Regions from separate parts of the Homo sapiens genome. Here all the other regions are linked to region 4. Evidence: chromatin contacts called from ENCODE Hi-C or POLR2A ChIA-PET data. All regions are on one chromosome and are shown on one strand. The core of a region is the stretch at or near the end of the contact, and the rest is flanking DNA. Distances in the headings are between cores, read along the strand shown. Region 1 holds the start of B9D2 (B9 domain containing 2). Region 2 holds the start of YIF1B (Yip1 interacting factor homolog B, membrane trafficking protein). Region 3 holds the start of ACTN4 (actinin alpha 4). Region 4 holds the start of DYRK1B (dual specificity tyrosine phosphorylation regulated kinase 1B). Region 5 holds the start of PSMD8 (proteasome 26S subunit, non-ATPase 8).

Region 1 (4,994 bases), core at 436-2,935, 1.5 Mb before region 4:
GAGGCTGAGACAGAAGAATTGCTTGAACCTGGGAGGCGGAGGTTGTGGTGAGCAGAGATCATGCCACTGCACTCCAGCCTGGGCGACAGAGGGAGACTCTGTCAAAAAAAAAAAAAAAAAAAAAAACCCGGCCGGTCACGGTGGCTAACGCCTGTAATCCCAGCACTTTGGGAGGCTGAGGCGGGTGGACCACCTGAGGTCAGGAGTTTGAGACCGGTCTGGCCAATATGGTGAAAACCCGTCTCTACTAAAAATACAAAAATTAGCTGGGTGTGGTGGTGCACGCCTGTAGTCCCAGCTACTCGGGAGGCTGAGGCAGGAGAATCTCTTGAACCCGGGAGGCAGAGATTGCAGTGAGCTGGGATCGCACCACTGCACTCCAGCCTGGATGACAGGGGGAGACGCCATCTCAAAAAGTAAAAAACCAAAATTATAACGAGGGTACAACATTTCAATAGGATAACATTTATATTAAACAATTCAATGGAATACTTCACTAGTTGATATATGCATTATTAATGGGGTCTCCCTATATTCGAACTTCTGGCCTCAAGAGCTCTTCCCGCCTCAGCCTTCCAAAGGGCTGGGATTACAGTTATGAGCCACCGCGCCTAGCCAATGGTAGCTTGTAAATACTTTGTATCTATTGGCCTGGCTGGGTGGCTCACGCCTGTAATCCCGGCAGTTTGGGAGGGAGAACTGGGAGGATAGCTAGAGCCCAGGAGGTCAAGACAAGACTGGGCAACATAGCAACATAGCAGGACTCCATCTCTTAAAAAAAAAAAAAAGAATTAGCCAGCCGTGGTGGTGCATGTCTGTGATACCAGCTACATGGGAGGCTGAGGTAGGAGGATCCCTTGAACCCAGGAGTTAAGAGGCTGCAATGAGCTGTGATCGAGCCACCGTACTCCAGCCTGGGTGACAGAGTGAGACCCTTTTAAGGAGCCTTGATGGGACCTGATGACTGGCTTGATGTGGGAAATGATGGCATCTAGGATGGCATCCAGGGACAACATCTCCATTTCTTGATTGATAAATCAATCAATAGGAAAGAGGATTTTCTGCAAATAAGGGAATCTTAGTTCCTCATTTCTCTTCGCTACCCCAACCGCTCCTTGCTCAGAATCAAGCAGTAACAGTGAACTTGGTAGTAGCTCCGAGAAGGAAGTTGGACTTATCCAACTTCCTTCCTTCCTTGTCCTTGAGAAACCTAGGGGAACTCTAAAACGGAAGCAGAACCCACTCCCCAACTTCTCCACTCTCTGAATGAGGAGTGATTTTTTTGCTTTGTTTTCCAGTTACAAGGCCGGGGATGTACACGAGGTCCTGGAAGGAATTCCCCCTTGGTCCTGGTTCAATCTCTGATTTGTGATCCCGGACCACAGAGAGCTCTTCGGTGGGGTAGGCGCAGCACGGAGCAGTTAGGGATTTGCTTTTTTGGTAAAGAAGGTATCTGGGAGAAACTGCACTCAAACTTCCTCAGCCACACTCAACATGGCAGCTTCCTAGCCACGCCCAAAATGGCGGAACCCTTTGCCGTAGCTGGAGAGACGCTATTTTCCCAAAATGGAGCGGAGGAGGAAAATGTCCATCACAGCTTCACCCCGCCCCCCGCAGACGGCTAGCACCAATTAGTAGCGCGCAGAGCGAGTACAAAGCTAGGGGAGGAGCCTGCTGTTGCCCCAGCAACAACCACGGAAACCAAGACGAGCGCGGTCGCGGAAGTATCGCGGCTTACATATCTCGCAGCCAGGCGGGTCCTGGGAGAGGCGCGAGCCAGGCCTGGTCGGCGCCCGCGGAGAAAAGAAGCAGTCAAGCCCATGAACTACAACCCCGGTTGCCGCTTTCTCCTCTCCTAACCGTTAAGTGCGCTAAGGTAGGAATGACGCATGCGCTGCGCTTAGAGGCGGGGTTAAGTCGGACCTGAACTCATAACGCATGCGCCTTATGGAGCTTGCTGGGGGAGGGAAGCGGGGTGGCTGGCGTGACGCGGAAGGCGGGTCTTTTGCGCTCGTGGGCGGAGCCATAGCCCCTTCGGGCGGGGCTTTCCGCCGACCTGAACCCGAAAAGGTTATTTTGGACTTCCCAGAGTTAAATGCTGGTTCCCCAGACAAGGGTCCCCCCATTTTTTCCAGGCTTTCATGGGTTGGCAATTAGGATCTGTGGTCAAGACCTCAGCCTCAGGGGTGTGACGAAGCTAGCTTGGAATCCTAGTACTACCCTTTACTTGCTGGGCCTCAGTTTCCCCCCCGTCAAATGGAGATAATACACTTACCTCACAGGGTTGTGATTATATTTTTCCCCTCCCAGGGCCATGGCTGAGGTGCACGTGATCGGGCAGATCATAGGGGCCAGCGGTTTCTCGGAAAGTAGCCTCTTCTGCAAGTGGGGCATTCACACAGGTATTCCCCCAAGCCTGGTTCATTTCCACACCAAGACCCCTAGCCTAGAGGCTACATGCTCCTTCCTCCACCCCTTAACGCAGACTCTTAACCTCATTTCCATCAGTTCTCAGTACTCCAGGCCCAGCCCACACCCTGTCCACATGAGTCTCAAGCTCCCATCTTTGTGTGTGTGAGGGGTGGGATACAGACAGGGTCTCTCTCTGCGCCCGGGCTGGAGTAAGGTGGTGTGATCATAGCTCAGTGCAGCCTCGAACTCTCGGGCTCTAGTGATCCTCCCGCCTCAGCCTCCTGAGAAGCTGGGACTACAGACACGCACCACCAAATCTGGCTAATTTTTTTTATTTTTTGTAGAGACAGGGTCTCGCTATGTTGCCCAGGCTGGTCTCGAACTCCTGCGCTCAAACAGGCCACCCACTTCAGCCTCTCAAAGTGCTAGGATTAAAAACGTGAGCCGCCACGTCCCAGGAAAGTAATTTTGTTCATGCTTCCCCAACTGAGGCCCTATAGAGTCATGGTATAGTGTAATGGTTAGGGTCATGGGCTGCCAGATCTGCATTTAAATATTAACTCCCCCACCTATTAATTGGAGACCTTTGGACTCGACCACTTTGAGCCTCAGTTTCCTTGTTTCAAAGTGAAGCTAATAGTAGCTAAGAAGCAGCACAGGTTTGAGGTTAAGAGCACAGACTGCCTGGGTTCAAAACCAGTTATTGCTTGTTAAGGCACCCTTGGGCTGATTATGTGAACTTGGGCACTTCTCTTCACCTCGACTTCCTTGTTTGTACAATGAGAGTCATAGAAATATTTACCTGTTGAAGTTGTCATGAGTACTAAACGAGTATCAACAGCACTTAGAATAGGAATAGGGCTGGAATAGGAAGTGCTCATTCAGTGTTTGCCTGGCTTATACAAGACTTTGATGGGGTCTTGTTTGTAAAGCCTGGGGTATGTTGTTGCGTGGCACAGATGAATGTCTATGAAACAGATGTGGCCATTTGGCATTATCATGTCTTCAGGCCTGAGTCCTAGTCCCTTTTTTTTTTTTTTTTTTTTTTTTGAGACTCGTTCTGTTTCCCAGGCTGTAGTGCAGTGGTGCAATCTAGCTCAGCCTTCCAGGTTCATGCCATTCTCCTGCCTCAGCCTCCTGCATAGCTGGGACTACAGGCGCTCGCCACCATGCCCGGCTATTTTTTTTTTTTTTGTATTTTTAGTAGAGATGGGGTTTCACTGTGTTAGCCAGGATGGTCTCGATCTCCTGACCTTGTGATCTGCCCATCTCGGCCTCCCAAAGTGCTGGGATTACAGGCGTGAGCCACTGCGCCTGGCCCTTTTTTTTTTTTTTTTTTTTTTGAGACAGAGTCTCACTCTGTAGCCAAGCTAGAGTGCAGTGGCACGATCTCGGCTCACTGCAATCTCTGCCTCCTGGGTTCAAGCGATTCTCCTATGTCAGCCTCCCGAGTGGCTGGGACTACAGGCACCCGCTACCATACCCAGCTAATTTTTGTATTTTTAGTAGAGATGGGGTTTCACCATGTCGGCCAGGCTGGTCTTGAACTCCTGGCCTTAAGTGATCCGCCTGCGTAGGCCTTCCAAAGTGCTGGGATTACAGGCGTGAGCCACTGCGCCTGGCCCTTTTTTTTTTGAGACAGAGTCTCACTCTGTAGCCAAGCTAGAGTGCAGTGGCACGATCTCGGCTCACTGCAATCTCTGCCTCCTGGGTTCAAGCGATTCTCCTATGTCAGCCTCCCGAGTGGCTGGGACTACAGGCACCCGCTACCATACCCAGCTAATTTTTGTATTTTTAGTAGAGATGGGGTTTCACCATGTCGGCCAGGCTGGTCTCGAACTCCTGGCCTTAAGTGATCCGCCTGCGTAGGCCTTCCAAAGTGCTGGGATTACAGGTGTGAGCCACTGCGCCTGGCCCCTGGGTCCTTTTTGATTCTACAGGTAAGTGAGGTGGAAGTTGAAATTCCCAGGAAATCGGAACCCTCCAGCTGATGGATGAGGGGCAGGCTCTGGAGTCAGACTTGGTTTCCAGGTTGGACCACTCACCTTCTCTGTGACCCTGGGCAGAGGCTGTCCCCTCTTGGAGCCTCAGTTTCCTCATTTGTTCTTCATAGGGCTGTTGGGAAATCTTGCTTTTAAGGAGCCTGACGCAGGGCCTGGTGCTTCCCTCAACTCAGCCCAGAAGGGAGTAATGACTAACCTGATTTTTATTATTTCAGGGAGTTGCTGGGGATGTTGATCCAGCCAAGAATACTGAGGCAGTTGGATGAAAGGCTTGGGCTCTGCAGTTAGAGCTGAGTCTGAATCCAGTCCCATGATGGGACCTTGGTCTGCTATAGTCACTGCTATGTCACCAGCATGGAAAACAGTGCTTGGCACATAGCAGGTGCTGAATAAATGTTCATGAACTCACCTTCTCAGAGCCTGTTTCTTTACCTGTTAAATGGGGATTATATTAGCTCCCACCTCCTAGGATCACTTATTTGTCCAAGAAACATTTATTGAGCACCTTCTGTATACCAAGAGCTGGGTTTGTGGTCTTGGGGATCCAGCAGTGTGCAAGGTCCCTGTTTTCCTGGGCCA
Region 2 (5,493 bases), core at 2,415-4,914, 1.5 Mb after region 4:
AATCTGAACTTTCCTCTCTGCTCGCAGGCCGAGGAGTCGCCCCCCATCGCGCACAGCAGCTAAGGTTGTGCACTGCATCAGGGCGCGCGGCTGACGGAGCAAGGGGCAAACTGAAATCCAATTCTCGCTCCATTCGCCAAGTTGTGAGCCTCGGAGTGGGAACAGCGGACACCACAGAGTCAGGTGTCCCCTGTGCCCGTGTGGACAGAGTGGGGATCCTCAGCTACTCACCAAAGCTTTGTTCAATGCCCACTTTCTGCTGACCCCTCGCTGGATGATCCTGGAGACTCAGTAATGATGAGACCATCCTGCGCCATGCATTCATGGGGCTCCCAGTCTAACTGGGAGACTGACACAAGAGTGACCCACGCCTGTTGTCCCAGCTACTCGGGAGGCTGAGGTCGGAGGATTGCTTGAGCCCAGGAGTTCGAGGCTGCAGTGAGCTATGCCTGGGAGAGAGTGAGACCCTATCTCTAAAAAAAAGAAAAAAGACAGCCCAGAGTGGTCAGGGCTGTGATGAGGGAAGCAAGGGTACAATGATCAAGCCTGGAATCAGGGAGCCCTAGAGGGCCCTGGGAGTCCAGAGGAAGCAACCACCCCTGCCTAGGGAGGTCAAGAGAGCTTCCTGAGGAAGGGGCTAGCTGAGCTGAAGCATGAAGGATGAATGGAAACAAGCCAGGCAGAATCACAAATACACGCCTCTATTTAAGAGGAAATTTTTCTTTCTGCGCCCCCCCGTAAGTCTCTCCACTTCTGCCTCCAGCCAGAACTCAGCGCCTTCCTGACAGCCTTTTGGAGGGCAGCCCAGAGTCCTAACCCCATCCGACTGGCAGAGGAGTGGGGCTTGGGGCTCAGCTCAGACATGTCCCAGCTGGTTCTATTAAAGAGCTGGCAGATCACCGGGCAGAGCCCAACTTGGGGTTGACAATCCAGAAGCAGAGGCACCTGATAATAGAATCAGTAACACAATAGGTGCCAGTGATCGAAGGCTTACATTCTGCCAGGCCCTGTGGACACCTGAACTTGCACTGAATTCTCAACCCCGTCCCAATATAATTCCCACTAAACAGATGAGAAAATTTAGGCTTAAAAATGAAGTAGTCATTTGAGACCAGCTCGGGCAACATGGCAAAACCCCATCTCGACAAAAAATACAAAAATTAGCCAAGTGTGGTGGCATGCGTCTGTAGTCCCAGCTACTCGGGAGGCTGAGGCAGGAGGATCGTTTGAGCTCAGGAATTAGAGACTGCAATGAGTTATGGTCGCACCACTGCACTCCAGTATGGGTGATAGAGTAGACCCTGCCTCAAAAAAATAAAAAGTAGTAGTCACACAACTGGTAAGGGGTGAACATGAGGCCAGCAGGAAGCCAATGAACTAATGAACTTGCTTTTTTTTTTTTTTTTTTTTTTTTTTTGAGACAAGAGTCTCGCTCTGTCTCCCAGGCTGGAGTGCAATGGCACAATCTCGGCTCGCTGCAACCTCTGCCTCCTGGGTTCAAGCAATTCTCCTGCCTCAGCCTCCTAAGTAGCTGGAATTATAGATGCCCGCCACAACACCCAGCTAATTTTTGTATTTTAAGTAGAGACAGGGTTTCGCCATGTTGGCAAGGATGGTCTCAAACTGACCTCAGGTGATCTGCCCGCCTTGGCCTCCCAAAGTGCTGGGATTACAGGCGTGATCCGCTGCACTTGGCAGTACTTGCTTTATTAATTAAATATATATACATAAGGCTGGGTGCGGTGTTTCATGCCTGTAATCTCAGTGCTTTGGGAGGCCAAGGCAGGTGGATCACCTGAGGTCAGGAGTTCGAGACCAGCCTGGCCAACATGGCGAAACCCTGTCTCTACTAAAAATACAAAAAATTAGCCAGGTGCGATGGCACACGCCTGTAATCTCAGCTATCGGGAGGCTGAAGCAGGAGAATCACTTGAACCCAGGAGGCAAAGGTTGCAGTGAGCCGAGATCGCATCACTGCACTCCAGCCTGGGCGACAGAGCAAGACTCCATCTCAAAAAACAAACAAAAAAGCAATAAGAAAAAAAAAAACATTTATGGAAGAGATGTATCTGGAGCAACCAGAGCAAGAGAGGGCTGAGGATGAGGAGAAAATGGTGTTGGAGCCCAGGGGACAGAGGCTAAATCAGAGGTGAAGAAGAATGCGGGCATTTCGCTCACAAAAAGGAACCACAGTGGAGCCAGCACTCATCACTGAGAAACCAGGAGCAGCCCTTAAGGTCTCCAAAAAGACAACGTCTCAGAGGAGGAAGAGGAAGCCACAGCGATAGGGTCACTTGCTGACATCCTTCCGGATGCGCTATCGCTGCGCAGAAGTAACTTCCACCACTATGTTTTCCTGAGATAAGTCGGGGAGTCTGAGAGGGAGAGAAGGGGGGAGACTGAGAGTCAGAGAGAGGAGAGACTAAGGACGCTAGGTGGGCAGGGCTCTTCACTTGCAGGTGCGCCTGTGTGCTGTGAGTTGCTGGGGGTTGTAGAATGCTTTTGGTGGACAGAGGGAACCAGGTTGCAATGTGAGAACATTTTTATGAATTTCTGGGAAACTGCCTTAAGATCTATTCCAAGAGAGACACCTGGTTCTTCTCACCTAACTTGTTGGGTTTCCTTTTCTCACTCTAAATATTCACTTTAAGGCCGGGCACTGTGGCTCATGTCTGTAATCCTAATGCTTTAGGAGGCTGAAGCAGGAGGATGGCTTGAGCCCAGGAATTCGAGACCAGCCTGGGCAACATAGCAAGATCCTGTTTTGACAAAAAATTTAAAAATTAGCTGGGCATGGTGGTGCATGCCTGTGGTGCCAGTTACTGGGGAGGCTGAGGCAGGAGGATCACTTGAGCTCAGGGGGTCCGAGGCAGCCTGGAAAACAGAGGAAGACCCTGTCTCAAAATAAATAAATATTTACTTTAATACCTAAGGGATGTCAAAAATTGTATAAGCCCCTACAACTCCAATTAGCCCCTCAGGAACACAAATGTTTCTCTTTTCCTTGCTCCACAGCCTTTTCTGGCTCTCCAGTGCTCTCAATGACCCAAACTGAACGGCTGTCTGCAGAGAACTGCATTTCCCATCGACCTTTTCGCTCGATATTTACATTTTAAAAAATGTTTTGTAGCGATGGAGATCTCGCTGTTGCCCAGGCTGGTCTCGAACTCCTGGGCTCAAGCGATCCTCAGCCTTCCAAAGTGCTGAGATTACAGGCGTTAAGCCACTGAGCCTGGCTAAATTAAAAAAAAAAAAAATTGTAGGGATGGGGCGGGGCGAGGGTCACTATGTTGCTCAGGCTAGTCTCGAATCCCTGGGCTGAAGCAATCCTCCCGCCTCGGCCTCCCAAAGTGCTGGAGTTAGGGGCGTGAGCCCCGGCAAGGGGCAGACACTCATTTTCTGTCGTGGCAGACACCGCCTCCTCCTGGGATTGGTCCCGGCCTCGCCCTCCTGCCACTCAGGCCTTGACTCGCTTTACTGCATGAGCCCAGTAGCCCAGTCTCCGCCTCTTACGTAAGGCACCGCCCAGTCGTCCAGGCCTCCGTGAAGGGGGGGGCTGGAGGGGTCGGGGGGGTGGGGGCGAGGCCTTCCCTCAATCCTGACGTCCATTGGCTGTCTCTTCGCCGGCGGGGCGTGGGTACGGGAGCCGGGCGGGCACGCTCCGAACCGCGGCTTAGGTGGCGGCGGCGAAGGATGCACCCGGCAGGCTTGGCGGCGGCGGCTGCGGGGACGCCCCGGCTGCGTAAGTGGCGTACGTGGCCGGCGGAGGAGATCGGGCGGGCGGGGGCGTGGCGGGGCGGCCGCGTCGGTTGGCGAGGTCACTGCAGGTCAGAGGTCACGAGATCAAGGATCTGGAACCCTGAGGTGTGCACAGCGCTGGGATGCCAGGTTCGGGTAGGAGGCCCCTTGGGGGGCGATTCTTTAGGAAATTCCTTTAGAAGAAAACAACTTGGGACTGGATAGCGTGCGATATGCAGAGAAATGCAACTTTCATTCATTTGCAGTTAGCGATCCGCCCTTCCCTGCTCCCCACCCTTCCGTGGCTCCCCAGTACCCGCCTGCTGTCGCCCACACCCTTAGGACAGCTTCGTGGCCCCCCGGGAGCGCAGAGGGCCATGCCTACCGCTCATTTAAGAAGCGAACCTGTATTGTGCTGTTGGCCCCCTTTTCCTGTCTCTTCATCTCCGTGAGTGTGCTGTGTGTTTCATTTATTCATTCAACCTAACTTGTCTCAACTCCCATGTGTCAGGCCCTGTGTTGGGATGGAGATGTTGTGGGAGCCCTGAGGAGGCACATGACCCAGCCTAGGGGTGTCAGTGAAGCTTCCTGGAAGAGGATACTTCTTTTTCTTTTTTTTTTTTTTTTGAGACCTAGTTTTGTTCTTGTTGCCAAGGCTGGAGTGCAATGGCGCGATCTCAGGTCACCGCAACCTCCGCCTCCCGGGTTCAAGCGATTCTCCTGCCTCAGCCTCCCAAGTAGCTGGGATTACAGGCGCAGGCCACCACGCCCGGGGTGGTATAGACGGGGTTTCTCCATGTTGGTCAAGCTGGTCTCAAACTCCCGACCTCAGGTGATCCGCCCGCCTAGGCCTCCCAAAGTGCTGGGATTACAGGCGTGAGCCACCGCACCCGGCATGGAAGAGGATAATTCTGATCATGAAAAGTTACCCAGGAGAAGGAGATTTGTAGTGAGAGGGCAGGCTGGGCGTGCTGGCCTACACCTATAATCTCAGCACTTTGGGAGGTCGAGGTGGGCGAATCACTTGGGGCCAGGAGTTGGAGACCAGCTTGGGTAACAGCAAAATCCTATCTCTAATAAAAGTACACAAAATTAGCCGGGTGTGGTGGCGAGCACCTGTAATCCCGGCTACTTGGGAGTCTGAGGCTTGAGAATCACTTGAACCCAGGAGGCAGAGGTTGCACTGAGGCGAGATTGCACCAGCCTGGGCGACAGAGCAAGACTTCGCCTCAAAAAAAAAAAAAAAAAAAAAAAAAGAGGGTGATCCACCTGCCTTGGCCTCCCAAAGTGCTGGGATCACAGGCATGAGTCACGGTGCCCAGCCAACCAGCCTGGCCAACATGATGAAACCCCATCTCTACTAAAAATGCAAAAAAATTAGGTTGGGCGCAGTGGTTCACACCTATAATCCCAGGATTTTGGGAGGCCGAGGTGGGAGGATCACGAGGTCAGGAGTTCGAGACCAGCCTGGCCAACATGGTGAGACCCCATCTCTACTAAAAATAGAAAATTTAGCTGGGCGTGGTGGTGTGCGCCTGTAGTCCCAGCTACTCAGGAGGCTGAAGCAGAAGAATTGCTTGAACCTGGGAGGTGGAGGGTGCAGTGGGCCGAGATTTCACCACTGCACTCCAGCCTGGGTGACAGAGTGAGACTCCATCTCAAAAAAAAAAAAAAAAAAAATTAGCCGGGCGTGGTGGCGCGCACCTGTAATTCCAGCTACTCGGGCGGCTGAGGCAGGAGAATCGCTTGAACCCA
Region 3 (5,597 bases), core at 2,451-4,950, 1.2 Mb after region 4:
CTCATGTAAAAACCGTTGCATAACCTACTTACGGGTTACAGGGGTCCCTAGAAGTCAGAGCAAAGGGCTTCCAAGCAGAAGTGAGACACACGTCCCCTCTGATTTGGGCCAACTCTTGCTTAATTCCTAGAAGAATTCAATTCTACCCACTTTGAGGGCCTACAGCTGTTCTGGATGCATATTTTTTTGGAGTATGCATGTACAGAACCCCCAGGACTGTCATTCTTCCCGTGCCCAGTGGCTCAGCCTTGGAGAGGCAAGAAGGGCAATCTGTCATTCACTAAAGCAACACTGCAATGTAGAAAAAACCCAGCCAGTCTGGGTGCAGTGGCTCACTCCTGTAATCCCAGCACTTTGGGAGACCGAGGCGGGCGGATCTCCTGGGGTCGGGAGTTTGAGACCAGCCCGACCAACATGGAGAAACCCCGTCTCTACTAAAAATACAAAAAGCCAGGCGTGGTGGCGCATGCCCGTATTCCCAGCTACTCGGGAGGCTGAGGCAGGAGAATCGCTTGAACCCGGGAGACGGAGGTTGCGGTGAGCCAAGATCACGCCCGGGCAACAAGAGCAAAACTCCGTCTCCAAAAACAAACAAACAAACAAACAAACAACCCAGCCAGCCTGGGAGTGCAGGGATGTTTCTTAGTAGGAAGGTAGAGAGCCACACAGATTGGTGTATTCCTTTCCATTACTCCTTCCCCCATTTCAAAAAGAATCCCTACCCCATAACAGGAAAGGGCACAGAGGTGAAGCAGTAGTTTCCCCCACAGAGCAGCTAAGGGTAAATATTTGCTGGAGGAGGTGTAAAGCAGGAGGTACTAGAATCTGGCTCTGGCTGAGACACGAAAGCAGATGGTATTAGCGGACTCTGTGAGCCACCCTTTTCCCTCAAACCTGCCCGGCCCCAGAGGAAGGGAGCTGGGAGGTAAGAGAATGACACATGGCAGCAAGGCCTGGAGGTTCTGGGGAGTCCTGGTTTCCACCCAGGGCCTGAATGGTGCCCCAGCCTCACCCTGTAGGCAAGGGACACTATAACCACGAACAAAGCCCACACCCTAACTCTCGGGAGGGAGTGAAACCCGGCTCGCAAAAGGAGTCACTTGAGGAGTGGCAGAAGACAGGAAGGGAGAGAAAAGGAAGGTCCCCCCACCCTTATCACCTGAGAAAAAAGGGGGAGGGGTTTATTTTCTCCAGCACCTTCAGCTGCAGAAGACAAAGCCTAGACATTCTCAAAACCACCACTGTGGCCCCTGCTCCCTCCCAACTTTCCAGGTCTCTTGGCAACCTTTTCCAACCTGGCACTGCCTCAGGCAATAAATTATTGTTGAGACTCCAGAACAGATCTCACCTTCCCCTCAAAAAGTGAATTTATGCCAACTATCGCAACCTGTCCATCCTGCAGTAGGTGGGGCCACGGATAAGGACACCCCTCCCACCAAGCCACTGCCATGCCCCTCAGTTACTACGGATGAGGAAATTCAAGCAACGCTGGTAATGGACCCAAGGTTATGCCCGGCCCCACCTCAGGCTGCCTTGGAACAGCTGCTCCTTCCACCCTTCCCACCCTTTCCCCTCCAGCCTGGGCTAGGCTGCCTGTGCCAAGCTCCTGGCCACCAACTCGCGCCCTCGAGAGGCTTCCAGTCACTCCCCACTCTGCCAGGTCACCACTCAAAGCCCTGTAGCCTGTTCCTGAAAAATCTCCACCAAACTCACTCTCCCAAACCTTCAGAGCCCTGTCCAAAGTCCCAACTCTACACACATCCCTCTTTATTAACAGAATCACCGCAGGGAACCCTCGGATCCCTTTGCATTTTGCAGATAACAAAACTGCCCGGAGAGTTCAAGGGTCTTGTCCAAGGCCACAGAGCGAATCAGTAACAAATCTGGAAAGAAAATCCAGATCTCCAGATCCCACGAAATGCTTCCAACTTCAAGTACCTCCCACCCATTTCACGCACAAAACTTCTGAACAACCCCTTCCCCCCACACACACCCACTCACCACGCTCCTTTCTTTAGCTCTTCCTGCACACACTCAGAGCTCCCCCCTCAACCACACTGGATTTATCCCCCCCCCACAGACACTGACACCTCGCTCGGGGATCCCACTCCACTTCTGATCACCTTTTCACTGCTGTGGGGCCCTACCAAGTTGCCCCCCCCGCCCCCCAAAAAAACAGTGCCACCTGAACACAGTCTCTGCTTCAGGATCCCTTCACCTACCTCCGGTCTCTCCAAAAAAGACACAATTCTTCCTGGACACTCTCAACGCTTCCTCCCCAAACTCATTCTGCCTGCACGACACACACACGCTCTCCAGTCCCGGGACTGCACCTCCAGGAGCCAGCACCCCCTCCTCAAATTCCTTTCTCAGTCTATCCATTACGCATTCCCTTTCTAATGAGACTTTCATTTTCCTAAACGAACCTCTCTCCCATTATCCACCATTCCAGCTCACCCTCCCTCCCACCGATCTCACCTTCTCCCTCTACACTTCCTCATTCTCTCCAACGCTTTAGCTTTTCAGCTTCCCATCAATTCTTTAGAAATCCCTCCCCAAATTATCCCCACTCTCCGTATCCCCTCTACTTCGGCTTCTCCATCCCTCATCAATTCCTCTTATTATTCCTCCTATCTCTTAATCTTCTCCCCTTTGGAACAGGGCACCACAAATAAATCTCACCCCCTTCAAAAACGTCTGATTCACGGGCCCCTTAACTTCTTCCTTCCGCACCCCACCCTCCTCAGACCCCCAGTCCTGGCACCTCTACCCTCCTCACACCCTAAGCCCATGTCTTTTCATGCTCAATTCTACCCTTAGCCCCTGTTTTCATCTTCCCAGCCTCCCTAGTCTTCCCACCCGTCTTCAGACCCCACAATCTCCACTCCATCCTCACACTTGATTCTTCATCCCCTTTATAACTCCCCCAACCTGAGGCTCCCCCAATTCCAATCTCCTTCAGATCTTTCTGCTCTCCAAATAACCAACCCCTCCACACTCAAGCTCCTCCTCACACTTCCCAGACCCAGAAATTCCCTTCTCAGCCTCCCCTGATTCTCCTCCCAGCACCCCCAACCCATGCTCCGACCCTTCAAGCCCGCCTCGGATCCCAGTTCCATTTCAGCCTGCCCAGTCATCTCCTCGGTTTCCCCTAATGGCACGCCCAGACCCTCCAAATCCTTCATCAGCCTTCCCGATTCCTTTTATTTGACTCCCATATTCCCCACCCAGCCGCCAATTCTCTTTTCAGATTCCCAATTCCTTCCTCTAGCTCGGCGATTCCTCCTCAGGACTCCAATTCCCTTCCCGGACCCGCCAATTCCTTCTCGGGACCCCCCCGTTCCCATCACAGACGCTCCAGTTACCTTTCAGGACCTCCCACCCCTCCCCGGGCCCCCTCAGAAAAGCCCCTCCAGCCCGTCCGGCCCGCGGGCCGCGCACCTTGCGCTGCTGCTTCTCCCAGGCCGGGTCCAGCAGCAGGTCCCGGTCCCAGTCGTCCTCCTGGGCCATGTAGTCGCCCATGCTGCCCCCGCCGCCAGCGCCATTGCCCGCGCTGCTGGGGCCGTACTGGTACGACTGGTTCGCCGCGTGGTAGTCCACCATTCCGCCGCCTCTCGCTCGCCCACCAGCCTGTCCGCTCCCGCCTCAGCTCCCGCCCCTCTGCCCGAGCCGCCGCCGCTACCGCCGCTTCAGCTGCTTCAGCCCGCCCTCCGCCCGCGCCTGCGCACTGCCCGCCGCGCCTGCGCACAGCGCCGAGGTTGCCGCCCTCCCGCGCGCGCGCGCCTGCCAAACCAGAAAAGGCACCAAGGCCGCGCTCCGGAGCTTGGCGCCTGCGCAGAGTCCCGCTTCCTGGCCGCCCGACTCAGCCCGGGGGCGAGCCGCGCCCCCTCTCCGGCGTGAACGCGCGCGTCGTTCGCGTATGGGCGGGGCCAGATCATGAATGATTCATAAGGGCAGGCCCCGCCATCGGACCTGAACCAGCTCAGGCTTGGAATGCACTGCACCGGGTTCCCATTCAGCGACACAAATTCAACAAATATTTATTGAACACCTATTCTGTGCCAGACTATGTTTTACGCAGGCACTAAAAACAGAAAAAAATCCCAACTTTCATGAAACTACCTTCTAGTAAAGGAAGCCACATACACACAAATCTACTTTTATTTTTATTATTTTTTGAGACGGAGTCTCGCTCTGTCTCCCAGGCTGGAGTGCAGTGGCGCGATCTCGGCTCACTGCAACCTCCGCCTCCCGGATTCAAGCAATTCTCCTGCCTCAGCCTCCCGAGTAGCTGGGAACACAGGCATGCTCCACCACACCCGGCTAATTTTTGTATTTTTTTAGTAGAGACGGGGTTTCACCATGTTGGCCAGGCTGGTCTTGAACTCTTGAGCTCAAGCGATCCTCCCGCCTCAGCCTCCCAAAGTGCTGGAATTACAGGCGTGAGCCACCGCGCCCAACCAACACACAAATTTTTTTTTTTGAGACGGAGTTTCGCTCTTGTTGCCCAGGCTGGAGTGCAATGGCGTGATCTGGGCTCACTGCAACCTCCGCCTCCCAGGTTCAAGCTATTCTCCTGCCTCAGCCTCCCGAGTAGCTGGGATCACAGGCATGTGCCACCACTCCTGGCTAATTTTGTATTTTTAGTAGAGACGGGGTTTCTCCATGTTGGTCAGGCTGGTCTCAAACTCCCGACCTCAGGTGATCCGCCCACCTCGGCCTCCCAAAGTGCTGGGCTTACAGGCATGAGCCACTGCGCCTGGCCTCAACACTCAAAATTTTAAAAAATATGTAGACAGGCACAGGGGCTCACACCTGTAATCCCAGCACTTTGGGAAGCTGAGGCGGGAGGATGGCTTGAGCCCAAGAGTTCAAGGCCAGCCTAGGCAACATAACAAGAACCTGTCTCTACAAGAAATGTAAAAATTCACTGGGCATGGCTGTGTGCACCTGTAGTCCCAGCTACTCAGGAGGCTGAGGAAGGGACATCACTTGAGCCCAGGAGTTCCAGTCTGCAGTGAGCTGTGATCACACCAATGCACTCCAGAAGCGAAATCCTGTCTCAAAAATATACATAAAAGTAAAAAATAGGTAGTATTGTATATTCCAAGGTGTTGAGTATTTGGAGAAAAATCAAGCATGGGCTGGAATGCAAATAAACTACTCAGGTAGGCTTCATGGAGAAGGCAGACATTTAAACAAAGGTGCGAGCCACTGCATCAGGAAGCATCTTAAATTTAAATATTCAGCCAGGCACTGGTGGCTTACTCTTGCAATCCCAGCACTCTGGGGAGTCAAGGCTGGAAGAGTGCTTGAGCCCAAGAGTTTGAGGCCAGACTGGGTAACATAACAAGATCTCATCTCTACAAAAAAATGTTTACATTAAAAATAAATGGCCGGGCGCAGTGGCTCATGCCTGTAATCCCAGCACTTTGGGAGGCCGAGGCAGGCAGATCACGAGGTCAGGAGTTAGAGGCCAGCCTGGCCAACATGGTGAAACCCCGTCTCTACTAAAAATACAAAAATTAGCCGGGCTTGGTGGCATGCACCTGTAATCCCAGCTACCCAGGGGGCTGAGGTAGGGGAATCACTGGAAC
Region 4 (5,385 bases), core at 1,175-3,674:
AATGGAGGACACTTTGTGATTTCCATTAAGGTGCGGGGTTTGGAAGAGTCTAAGATGGGGTGGCAGTGTTCTAGGGAGGTATCTTCTCTATCTGTATCTGTCAAATAGCCACCCAAAACAGAGGGGCCAAGTCTGCAAAACTATAGCTTTGGATTTAAAGAGGCAGGAGAGTGCAGCGGTCAAGTGCAAAATTGAGTCTGACCATCTGAGTTTAATCCCAGCCTGCTGTGTGACTGAGCAAGTTACTTAACCTATATGCCTCAGTTTCCTCACTTATGAAATAGAAATATTGTCTAGTCTTTTTCAGGGTAGATGACAGGATCAAATTAGTCAATATAATATGAAGTGTTTAGAAAAGATCCTGGCATAGAATAGATACTAGATAAAAGCTAGGTGCATCTTTCACAGCATTTTTATTTGGAAATAATGGAGAACTCTCCCATGCACCCTTCACAAGGTTCACCATTTGTTAGCCTTTTGCTACATTTGTTTTATTATTCTCAACTGCATTATTACTATTATTAAAGAAGAGGAAGTAGAAATAAGCCAAACAATTCCTGGGTATAAAATTTAAGCACTGGCTTTTAGATAAATAGGACTGTTTAAGGCTTCCTGCTTCAAATCCAAAACAAAACTAAAAACTTTTTTTTTTTTTAATTTGAGACAGAGTCTCGCTCTGTCACCAAGGCTGGCGTGAAGTGGTGCAATCTCAGCTCACTGCAACCTCTGCCTCCCAGGTTCAAGCAATTCTTCTGCCTCAGCCTCCTAAGTAGCTGGGACTACAGGCGTGTGCCACCACACCTGGCTAACTTTTATATTTTTAGTGGAGACGGGGTTTTGCCATGTTGCTCAGGCTGCTCTGGAGCTCCTGAGCTCAGGCAATCTGCCTGTCTCAGGCTCCCAAAGTGCTAGGATTACAGGCACGAGCCACTGCACCCAGCCAAAAACTTTCATTAAGCCTTTTATCACATTTCCTAAACCCGAGTGTCTTAGCCCATTTTATGCAGCTATCACAGAATGCTATAGACTGGGTAATTTATTTATTTTTATTTTTATTTTTATTTTTTTGAGATGGAGTCTTACTCTGTCACCAGGTTGGAGTGCAGTGGTACGATCTCGGCTCACTGCAACCTCCAGTTCCTGGGTTCAAGCGATTCTCCTGCGTCAGCTTCCCGAGTAGGTGGGACTACAGGTGTGCGCCACCACACCCGACTAATTTTTGTATTTTTAGTAGAGATAGGGTTTCACCGTGTTGGCCAGGATGGTCTCAATCTCCTGATTTCGTGATTGAGCCACCTCGGCCTCCCAAAGTGCTGGGATTACAGGCGTGAGCCACCACGCCCAGCCTTAGACTGGGTAATTTATAATGAATGGAAATTTATTTGGCTCCCAGTTCCAAAGGCTGGAAAGTCCAAGATTGGAGGTCTGAATCTGGCGAGGGCCTTCTTGCTGTCATCCATTGGCAGAAGGGTGAGAGCAAGATAGAAAGGGGGCATAATCATCCTTTTAATCAGCAACCCACTCTTGTGATAATAGCATTACTCTATTCAGGAAGGCAGAGGCCTCATGACCTGAATCATCTCTCGAAGGTCCCACCTCTCAACTCTTGCATTTAAGGGTTACGTTTCCAACACATGAACTTTGGGGGACACACTAGAACCATAGCACTGAGTTTTACTTGAATTAATAATGAAAACATCTGGTTTAAAGAGCACACAAGAGAAAAACAGCCCAAAGCCCTGTTGTAGACATTAGTCCTTTCTCCTCTTTAGGCCAACTGCATTGACTCCACAGCCTCAGCCGAGGCCGTGTTTGCCTCCGAAGTGAAAAAGATGCAACAGGAGAACATGAAGCCGCAGGAGCAGTTGACCCTTGAGCCATATGAAAGAGACCATGCCGTGGTCGTGGGAGTGTACAGGTGAGCAGGGGCCCAGCAATACACCAAGACAGACATCTCTGTCCCTTGCACCCCGAGTGCCATGATCCTGGGGACCCTCCTTCATCACCTATCTTCCTCTCACAGGCCACCCCCCAAGGTGAAGAACTGAAGTTCAGCGCTGTCAGGATTGCGAGAGATGTGTGTTGATACTGTTGCACGTGTGTTTTTCTATTAAAAGACTCATCCGTCTCCCATGTCTGCTGCTCATTCCTCCCCTTGACCTGCTGACACAGGGAGCACGCACCCTTGGTCAATTTTGCGGGGTTGGGTAAATTCTCACTCGGTCACAGAGCGCATGCTCCGTTTCTAGCTGCCTTTGCGCAGCGGCAGCCTGGATTTCGGTTCTTGGGTGGGATTGGTAGCTCGCTGCGCATGCGTGCAGGTAAGCGGCCATCTCGCGCAGGCGGAGTGTCAGTGTGGGTCACGTGAGGGGAGCGGAGAGGGAGGGATGGGGGCGGAGTCCAGGGCGTGGGGGGGCCGGTTTGTTGTGGTCGCCATTTTGCTGGTTGCATTACTGGGTAATCGGGGCCCTGGCTTGCCGCGTCCGCCGGATACCCTCAGCCAGTGGGCAGGTCTGAGCTCGGGCTCCCCGAGCAGTTTGAGTCCCCTTGCCCGCTCCTTCAGGTAACGGCGCGGGGACGGGTGGGGCGGCAAGCGGTCGCAGGGAGGTGGGCAGGACGGGATCCGCCCTGCTCCCGTCGCCGTGAGACTTAGCACGAGGCCAAGGGAGGAGAGGAGGGGGGTGGCAGGCAGGTGCGGGCCCTGCCTGGCTATTCATAGTTGAATTCCTGGAACCGGCCAAGCCCGAGGAAGCAGTTGCAGGAGGGAGGCTGGGAGGGGGTAGCCGGGCCCCACTCCCGCCCTTTGTTTGGGCTCAGCTCCGCGGGCCGCTTCTTCGTCGCCTAGCAACAGCTGCCCTAGGCTGTGATTGGCTGAGCTCTTGGCACCAGCGACCAATGGTACAGTTGTTGCCATGGCAGGTGCCGATTGCCAAGCTCAGTCGGGCCCCGCCTTCCGGTCTCAGCAGGCCCAGGAGGGCCTCCTGGGTGGGGGGCGGGACGCCGGGTCCCTAGGGGCTGGTGGTCACTCAGGGTGGGGCGTGTCGCCCCTCCCCCGTCCACCTGCTCTACTCTTCCCCCGCGTGCCCTGGGCTGACCCTTGTCCCCTCCTCTCCCCGCCCCCGGTGGCAGTGGCGGCTGCTGTTGTCACCCACCGGGCCTCCTGTCCCGCTTGCCCTCCCCGCCGCGGGGCCGGCCGGGCCAGAGACAGGCGGTCGCCTTTTCAGCGCCGCCACCGCCGCCATGCTGGCCGCTCGCCCACCCCACTGGGGGCCCCACCGCGCCCCAGCCCCCCGTGGGCCCCGCGCCAGCCCTGACCCGGGTAGGGGGTGGGGGCTGGGAGAGATGATCCTGGTGTGGGAGGGCCCCGGAGAAGAGGTGGTTTTTTGGGGGAAGCTCCAAGGGTGGAGGAGTCGTGGAGTGGCAAGGCATGGAATAGGAGAAAGGGATTTGACATGGGGGAGAGAGTGGCCCATGGGGAGAAGATTTTTGCTGTAGCTGACAACTCTGGGAGGAGAGAACCCTATGTGATAACTTGGGGATTTGACTTTGAGGCCCTCTAGGAGTGGACACAGTTGTGGAATGACCCTGGTATAAAGAGGGGTGCCTGGAGAAAGGTCTGTGGTAGGAATATTAGGGTGTGTGTGTGTGTGTAGGGGGGCAAGGAAGCAGTGTAGGGGAGAAAAGGATGATCACTCTAAACTGTGGGAAGAGACACCTCCTCCTTCTCCCATCAGGAGGAGTGGGCCTTGATTGGGATGGGATATTGGAGTAATATGGGGAAGAACCCTGTTGTGGTAGGGGGAATTGGGATATGGTACAGGGAGACTACCTGGAAGGCTGGTTCCTAATATGGAGGACCTGAAATAGGGAAGCGGTCTTGGCATGATATGGAGAGGGTCCCCTAGGAAAATCGTGCCCTGGTGGATGAGAATGCTGTAGAGATAGGACTCTGTTCTATAGAGGTTCTCAGATAACTTTGGTGTGGTTGGGAGGTCCCCAAGGACGCTGATGTGGTTTTAGGGCTGCAGAGGACTCTGCTGTGGTTTGGGAGGGGAAGACTCATGTGGTTTGGGAATCCTAGAGTTCTCTGGGTTGAGGGAATCTACTGAGAAGGATAGATCTTAAAGTATTGGCCCTGGCTGTGCTACGGGCTGAGATCCTGATGTTCAGGGAAGACTACAGAAAGTGGCATCTTGTGTTAGGGGCCCTGGGGAGGGCCACGAGTAGTGAGAAAAGAATGAAGCCTACTCCTCTGCATACTGTCTGTGGTTTCTTTTTTCTTTTCCTCCTCTGAATTATTGGTGTCTTCCTGTCCTCCTTTCCCTGTGATGGCTCATATCGACCCCTGCTTGGCCCCCAATCATTGTCTTTTATGTGTTCTCTTTGTGCTGCCTTAATCATTTACTTGATCATTATTTGTCGAGGGACTGCTGTGCCATCCCCCCCCACCTGGCTACCACTTCTCTGCCCCTTCTCTTCATTGCTATCTGCTGCTCCGTTGTGCCCTTTTCCTCTTCTCTCTGTGCCCTGTCTTTCTCATGTCCACTCTTCCCCGCCTGGCACTATTCACATATCCCCTTGTTCCATGTTGTTTTCCCACTTCCTGTCTGCTCTCAGGTCTCAGCGGCGGTGGCAGCCGAGGTGCAGGATGCAAGAAGGCGCCCCCCGGCCGGGCTCCCGCTCCAGGCCTCGCTCCCCTGCGGCCCTCTGAGCCCACCATGGCCGTCCCACCGGGCCATGGTCCCTTCTCTGGCTTCCCAGGGCCCCAGGAGCACACGCAGGTACGCGTTCAGCTGGCTCCTCACCTGCGTGGTGGTAGGGGGAGGCTGGGGATAGAAAGGTCTCCAGACCAAAAGGTAGTGTGGTTGCCCAAGACATTCTTCTGGGCACATAATGGGTCCCATGGGATTGGAAAATAACAGAGGAGTTTTCAGGCAGAGTCAGGGTTTGGAGAGGCTGGGTTCAAATCCTGACCCAGTGGTTAAATTCCTTAGGTTCTCCATACTTGAGTTGGAGAACTCAACTCATTCTGTGAAATGGGGCCAATAATGATACCTACTTCACAGGGTTGTTGTGAGGATTAAATGAGTTAATGGTATGCATGTAAAACACTTAGAATGGTGCCTGGCACATAGTAAATACCCAATAAATGCTACTAAGAAAAGTTCAGAGTGAAAGATCTGGATTGGGTGAATTTGGAGGGGGGTTGAGTCTAAAGGGTCTTGAGGCCAACAGGCATGGGTGGTGAGGGCAAAGCTCTCCCAAGGCTAGAGGCAGTGAAGGCAGTGACATGCAGAGCTTGAAGCAGGATGAAGTGGGAGGTCCAGGGGCCAGATCCAGATCCAAGAGCCTTGGGGTGAAAGAACTGTGCAAAGAGTTGGTGGG
Region 5 (5,238 bases), core at 696-3,195, 1.5 Mb after region 4:
CCAGAAATAAAGGAGCTTCCATGCAACCACCCCCCCAGTTGGGGGCAGGGCCCATTCTCACTTGTAATCAAAGTAGTAGCATTTGAGCTGGGCCATGTAGCGCTCGAAGGAGGGGATGTCCTTGCGTAGGATGCTCCATTGGGCCCCGATCTCCAGTATGTCACCTGTGGGTGACAGAGTGAGCTCTCAGGAGGTGACTGAGGTCTCTTCCCCAACCACCAGTGCTACCATTCCTGCCATGACCCCCAGATTATCACCCCCAACCAACCCCAGTGACACTCACGGGCCAGAATTAGCTGCTGTTTGGTCAGCTTGGTCCCTGTGGTTGGCAAGAAGTTGAGCTCCAGAAGAACTAGCTGATGGGGAGGGGAGGGAGGGAAGAAAGAAAAGAAGGGAATTCAAATACAGATGACTTACCTGCTCTACGCTCTGGTCTTCCCACTTGGAAAATGGAGCTAACCATCATCCAGACTCATGAGGAATGCTTTCTCATAAAGCACTCAGAACAGGGCCTGAGCACGCAACACATGCCCATTTAAGATTACATCACATTACAATTATTAATAGCCCCACTGGGGAAACAAGGAGGGACACTCAGTGCCTGACCCAGTGGAATCACGCGGCGGTGGGGACAGGAGTACATTCCATTCTTGGCCCATCTTCCCCACAATCTATTGGGGAAGGGGTAGCTGGGCTATCCCCAAAATCTATATCTGGGAGGGGGAGGTCCAAATCTCCCCCCACAGTTCAGCCCATACATCTTTCCTTAGCAGGCTCAGCAGCTTGTTCCAAGCCACTGGATTTACACTCCCTCCCAACAGATGTTTGGTCTGAAGCACTCTGGGCCCCGTATTCTTGTTCTCTACTTGTAAGAATATTTCTTCTAGGTTCAGTCCTGCCTTCACAACTAGGCTGCCCCCTCTCCCAACAGATGCGAGCCTAAGCCCCAGATCTCTCAGATCCTAACCCAGCCTGGTCTTAACCACACACCCTCTACACAGCCCACCTTTTCAGCCTCATTCTTTTATCACTCCGGGCAGTCCTCACTTCCCACTTGGTCTTGCCTGGAATCCACCATCAGGAAAAGCCCGAATCCCAATCCTGCCACTCCGACCAGTTAAGCCTCCACGCACCAAAAATCTAACCCCTCACTCAGTTCTGCCATAAGTCTTCCAATCATTCCCCCACCACCCCCGCGTGGGTCCATTCCAGTCATCTCTCACTTAAAAAAAAAATGTAGAGACAGAGTCTCGCTATGTTGCTCAGGCTGATCTTGAACTCCTGGGCTCAAGCGACGCTCCCCCGCCTCGGCCTCCCAAAGCGCTGCGATTACAGGCGTGACCATCAACGCTCCCTGTCCCTCTCTCGCTTCTTGACGCCCTCCGAGCCCCCACTTTGGCTGTTCCAAATCTTTCACCCCATCGGATCCCCCAGCCCGCCTCAGTCTCGCTGGCACCGAGGTGGCTTCCGCGGCCCGGGACTTGGTTGGGTCCAGACACCTCGTAGCGCCTCCCACGCCCGCAACACTCGGTTTCCTGGGCCTGCCGACTTTACCTTGAGTCGACCCAGCTCTTCCCCGCACTTGCTAAGATTGGGGCTTTTACGGTTCCACTCGCCCTTGAGTTGCTCGTACATGCCGGTCGCGGCCTGCAGAACAGCGCCCGAGGTTGCCGCGGGCCCGGAGCTCGAGAAGCCTGCCGCCCCGTTCACCGCCGCGGCCGCCATCTTGCGTGATGCGGCAAGCAGACCGCCTGATTTACGGCAGCGCCGCCTACAAACGCTTGCCCGGCGGAAGTGGGGCCGAGAGGTGGAGCCCAAGGCCCGGGGCGGGGCTACAACCTGCCTCAGCCCGCCCCGGGTAGCCCGCCGTCGCTCTCGAGGTGGCGCCCTCGGAGCCCTGCCCTTAATGAACATGTCAGTTGGAGCTCCGCCTCTGTCGTCACTCAAGATGGTGACCGGAAGTTGGCTTTTGCCCTAACTGAAAATGACAGCTGTCTCAACACCACCCCCCCTACCCACCTCACGGTTCCAATAATGAACATGGCTGCCCTGGCTTCAGTCTGAGTGCTCGGGACGCTACGTAGCTGTCCTGGAGGTTCCGCCTTCGGGGCAGCGTCTCCAAGCCAAAAGGTAGCGGGTGTCGTGCCATTTGGAGAGCTGTGTTATTCTCATTTTATAGACAGACTGAGAGGCTGGGTAACCTTCCAAAGGACTAACAGCTAGGATGTGTACCTGGGGCTCCCTCTCCAGTCTTTTTCAATGCATCCTTCCACATTTTTTTCCCAAGCTTATATGAACTAACTAGTTACAAAACTCATCCAGCTCTATGGCTTTCAATGTCATGTGTAAGTGGAGGATTCACAATTTTTTTTTTTTGAGACGGAGTTTAGCTCTTGTTGTCCAGGCTGGAGTGCAATGGAGCAATCTTGGCTCACTGCATCCTCCGCCTCCTGGGTACAAGTGATTCTTCTGCCCCAGCTTCCCAAGTAGCTGGGATTACAAGCATGTGCCACCACGCCTGGCTAATTTTCGTATTTTTAGTAGAGACGTAATTTTAGTATTTTTAGTAGATGTTGGTCAGGCTGGTCTCCAACTCCTGAACTCAGGCGATTCCCTGGGCCCTGGCCTCCCGAAATGCTGGGATTACAGGCATGAGCCACCTTGCCTGGCCAGTATTCACAACTTCTTATACCAACTTCTTCCTCCACTGATTGATATTACATCTGCACATTCAACATCGCTTTTTCTCTCTTTTTAAAAAAAATTAAATTTTTTATAGAGACAGAGTCTCATTATACTGCCCAGGCTGGTCTCGAACTCCTGAGCTCAAGCGATATTCCTGCCTTGACCTCGCAAAGTGTTGGGATTAGAGGTGTGAGCCACTGCGCCTGGGCAGCACGTTTTTCTCAAACCCGACTTTCACTCTCCGTCTCCACCATTTAGAATGTCATCTCCATGAAGGCAGGACGATTTCCTTCACTACTGAATTCCCAGTATCTCAGTGCTTGGCAAATATTAGTAGACAGTCAATAAATATTTGTTGGCCAGGCATGGTGGCTCATGCCTGTAATCCCAGCACTTTGGGAAGCCGAGGCAGATAGATCACTTGAGGTCAGGAGTTCGAGACCAACCTGGCCAACATGGCGAAACCCCATCTGTACTGCAAATACCAAAAAAAAAAAACAAAAAAACCAGCTGTGCGTGGTGGCACACACCTGTAATCCCAGATACTCAGGAGCCCGAGGCAGGAGAATCGCTTAAACCCAGGAGGTCAGCTTGTAGTGAGCTGAGATTGTGCCGCTGCACTCCAGCCTGGGTGACAGAGTGAGACTCTGTCTCAGAGAAAATAAATAAATAAATGTAAAAATACCAAAAATTTGCCGGGCGTGGTGGTGCACATCTGTAGTACAGCTACTTGGGAGGCTGAGGCAGGAGAAGCACTTGAACCCGGGAGGCAGAGGTTGCAGTGAACTGAGATCGCCATTGCACTCCTGCCTGGGTGACAGAGCGAGACTGTGCTCAAAAAAAAAAAAAGAAAAAAGAAAAAAAGAAAAAGAAAGAAATTATATATGTGTTGAATTAATGAGTAAATTAATATGTGAAAGAAGTTGTGGTGGTAAAAAATGTTTTAAACAAAAATGATGGCCGGGTGTGGTGGCTCAAGTCTGTAATCTCAGCACTTTGGGAGGCTGAAGTGGATGGATCACCTGAGGTCAGGAGTTTGAGACCAGCCTAGCCAACATGGTGAAACTCCGTCTCTACTATACAAAAAATTATCTATCCAGGTATGGTGGCGGGTGCCTGCAATCCCAGTTACTCACTCGGGAGGCTGAGGCAGGAGAATCACTTGAACTTGGGAGGTGGAGGTTGCAGTGAGCCAAGATCGCACCATTGCACTCCAGCCTAGGCAACGAGCAAAACTCCATCTCAAAAAAAAAAAGAAAAAGACACAAATAAACAAAATACCACGTTGATATGGCCAGGCCAGGTGGCTCATGCCTGTAATCCCAGCACTTCGGGAGGCTGAGGCGGGCAGATCACGAGGTCAGGAGATGGAGACCAGTCTGGCTAACACAGTGAAACCCCGTCTCTACTAAAAATACAAAAAATTAGCCGGGCATAGTGGCATGCGTCTGTAGTCCCAGCTACTCAGGAGGCTGAGGCAGGAGAATCGCTCGAACCCAGGAGGCGGAGGTTGCAGTGAGCCGAGATCACACCACTGCACTCCAGCCTGGGTAACAGAGCGAGACTCCATCTCAAAAAACATAAATAGTTTCAAGTATGAGGGGAAATCCAGTCTCTGTCACTCTATCTTGGCTGGAAGTGCAGATGGTGATATTTAAATAACATGTTGACTTGGCTGATACAGGATTATGATGTGTTCACCTGGACCATGAGGTGACTCGGTAGAATCTTGGTGGTGGAAACAACCTTAGCCAGCAGCCCTTACACACATGAGTGTTGCCAACTCTTGTTATTGTCAAATTTCATCAGGTTTTTGTGCTACCAACCATGCCTAGTCAATGCCAACCCCAATGTATTCCTCCAACCCAACACTCTGGGTGAGCACCAACTAGGTGCAATCTCATACCTTTCCTCATTCGCTCCTTCATTCATTCATCTATTAATGCTGACCAAATGCCTACCATGCAACAGGGTATTTTTTTACTCATTTATTTCCTCCTGCCTTCATTCCTCCATCTTGTCAATTCATTGGTCACTACGCATCCATCCAGATTATGGACTGTATAACTAGCCTCAGATGGTGAGGGGAGTTGTCCTGAGGTCAGAGACTGCACTCTGAGGAGGACAGAGAAGAAAAAACTACAGAGAAATGAAGGCTGAATCCTGTGGACCTTGGGACTTTGGATCAAACTGTACCTGAAGCCTGTAAATTACCATTTTCATGTAGACCATTTGAGGGAAATATTTGCTACTTGCAACTAAAATAAGAATCCTGACGTCTCCAGGGTCCCCTCCTTAAGACATTAGATAGGTGTTGACATTCAGAATATTTAACACTGAACAATCAGAACAGATGGTCGGCCATAGCAATGGGCCTGGATTGTGGAGGATCCTGCTGGACCACAGGGAGGTCTGGGGTACACTGGGGAGAGGCTCAGCCAACAGGCACACAGAGAAGCCACTATTTAACAGGTGGCCTAGAAGGTTTTTGATATTTTATTTATTGTTTTGTTTTGTTGAGTCGGAGTCTTGGTCTGTTGCCCAGACTGGAGT

The links. A loop is a pair of places that touch in the nucleus more often than their neighbours do. ChIA-PET counts read pairs that join two places held with the same protein, here RNA polymerase II (POLR2A). Pooled maps may share reads with other maps.
Region 1: a pooled map shows a loop between it and region 4 (10-fold over the local background). The contact joins the promoter of B9D2 here to the promoter of DYRK1B in region 4. A Hi-C loop is called at or near these places in 1 of 168 maps with a recorded cell type or tissue (naive thymus-derived CD4-positive, alpha-beta T cell) and 7 of 50 pooled maps. POLR2A ChIA-PET finds 5 or more read pairs at or near these places in 1 of 52 experiments (B cell).
Region 2: a pooled map shows a loop between it and region 4 (5-fold over the local background). The contact joins the promoter of YIF1B here to the promoter of DYRK1B in region 4. A Hi-C loop is called at or near these places in 1 of 168 maps with a recorded cell type or tissue (CD8-positive, alpha-beta T cell) and 5 of 50 pooled maps. POLR2A ChIA-PET finds 5 or more read pairs at or near these places in 1 of 52 experiments (OCI-LY7).
Region 3: a loop to region 4 is called in a pooled map, with 8 times the contacts of the local background. The contact joins the promoter of ACTN4 here to the promoter of DYRK1B in region 4. A Hi-C loop is called at or near these places in 5 of 50 pooled maps. POLR2A ChIA-PET finds 5 or more read pairs at or near these places in 3 of 52 experiments (MCF 10A, Panc1 and activated naive CD4-positive, alpha-beta T cell).
Region 5: a pooled map shows a loop between it and region 4 (6-fold over the local background). The contact joins the promoter of PSMD8 here to the promoter of DYRK1B in region 4. A Hi-C loop is called at or near these places in 6 of 50 pooled maps. POLR2A ChIA-PET finds 5 or more read pairs at or near these places in 2 of 52 experiments (AG04449 and Panc1).

The regions. Positions count from the first base shown.
Region 1 is chr19:41,360,840-41,365,833 of GRCh38, reverse strand. It overlaps B9D2 (B9 domain containing 2), which reads left to right and starts at 1,685. Exons shown (of 4, transcript NM_030578.4): 1 at 1,685-1,876; 2 at 2,311-2,402. The coding sequence starts at 2,315. It also overlaps a transcript of TMEM91 not described here. RefSeq lists an enhancer at 1,710-1,829.
Region 2 is chr19:38,314,118-38,319,610 of GRCh38, reverse strand. It overlaps YIF1B (Yip1 interacting factor homolog B, membrane trafficking protein), which reads left to right and starts at 3,664. Exons shown (of 8, transcript NM_001039672.3): 1 at 3,664-3,751. The coding sequence starts at 3,694. RefSeq lists a silencer at 3,340-3,829.
Region 3 is chr19:38,645,752-38,651,348 of GRCh38, reverse strand. It overlaps ACTN4 (actinin alpha 4), which reads right to left and starts at 3,700. Exons shown (of 21, transcript NM_004924.6): 1 at 3,442-3,700. The coding sequence starts at 3,603. RefSeq lists enhancers at 1,018-1,097, 1,726-2,020 and silencers at 1,726-2,020, 1,979-2,177, 3,361-3,440, 3,671-3,860.
Region 4 is chr19:39,831,201-39,836,585 of GRCh38, reverse strand. It overlaps DYRK1B (dual specificity tyrosine phosphorylation regulated kinase 1B), which reads left to right and starts at 2,424. Exons shown (of 11, transcript NM_004714.3): 1 at 2,424-2,563; 2 at 4,618-4,781. The coding sequence starts at 4,719. FBL (fibrillarin) reads left to right here. Exons shown (of 9, transcript NM_001436.4): 7 at 1-30; 8 at 1,773-1,918; 9 at 2,024-2,128. The coding sequence ends at 2,048. RefSeq lists silencers at 2,612-2,721, 2,982-3,251.
Region 5 is chr19:38,371,278-38,376,515 of GRCh38, reverse strand. PSMD8 (proteasome 26S subunit, non-ATPase 8) reads right to left here and starts at 1,945. Exons shown (of 7, transcript NM_002812.5): 1 at 1,555-1,945; 2 at 284-356; 3 at 62-164. The coding sequence starts at 1,914. RefSeq lists enhancers at 1,636-1,775, 1,406-2,036.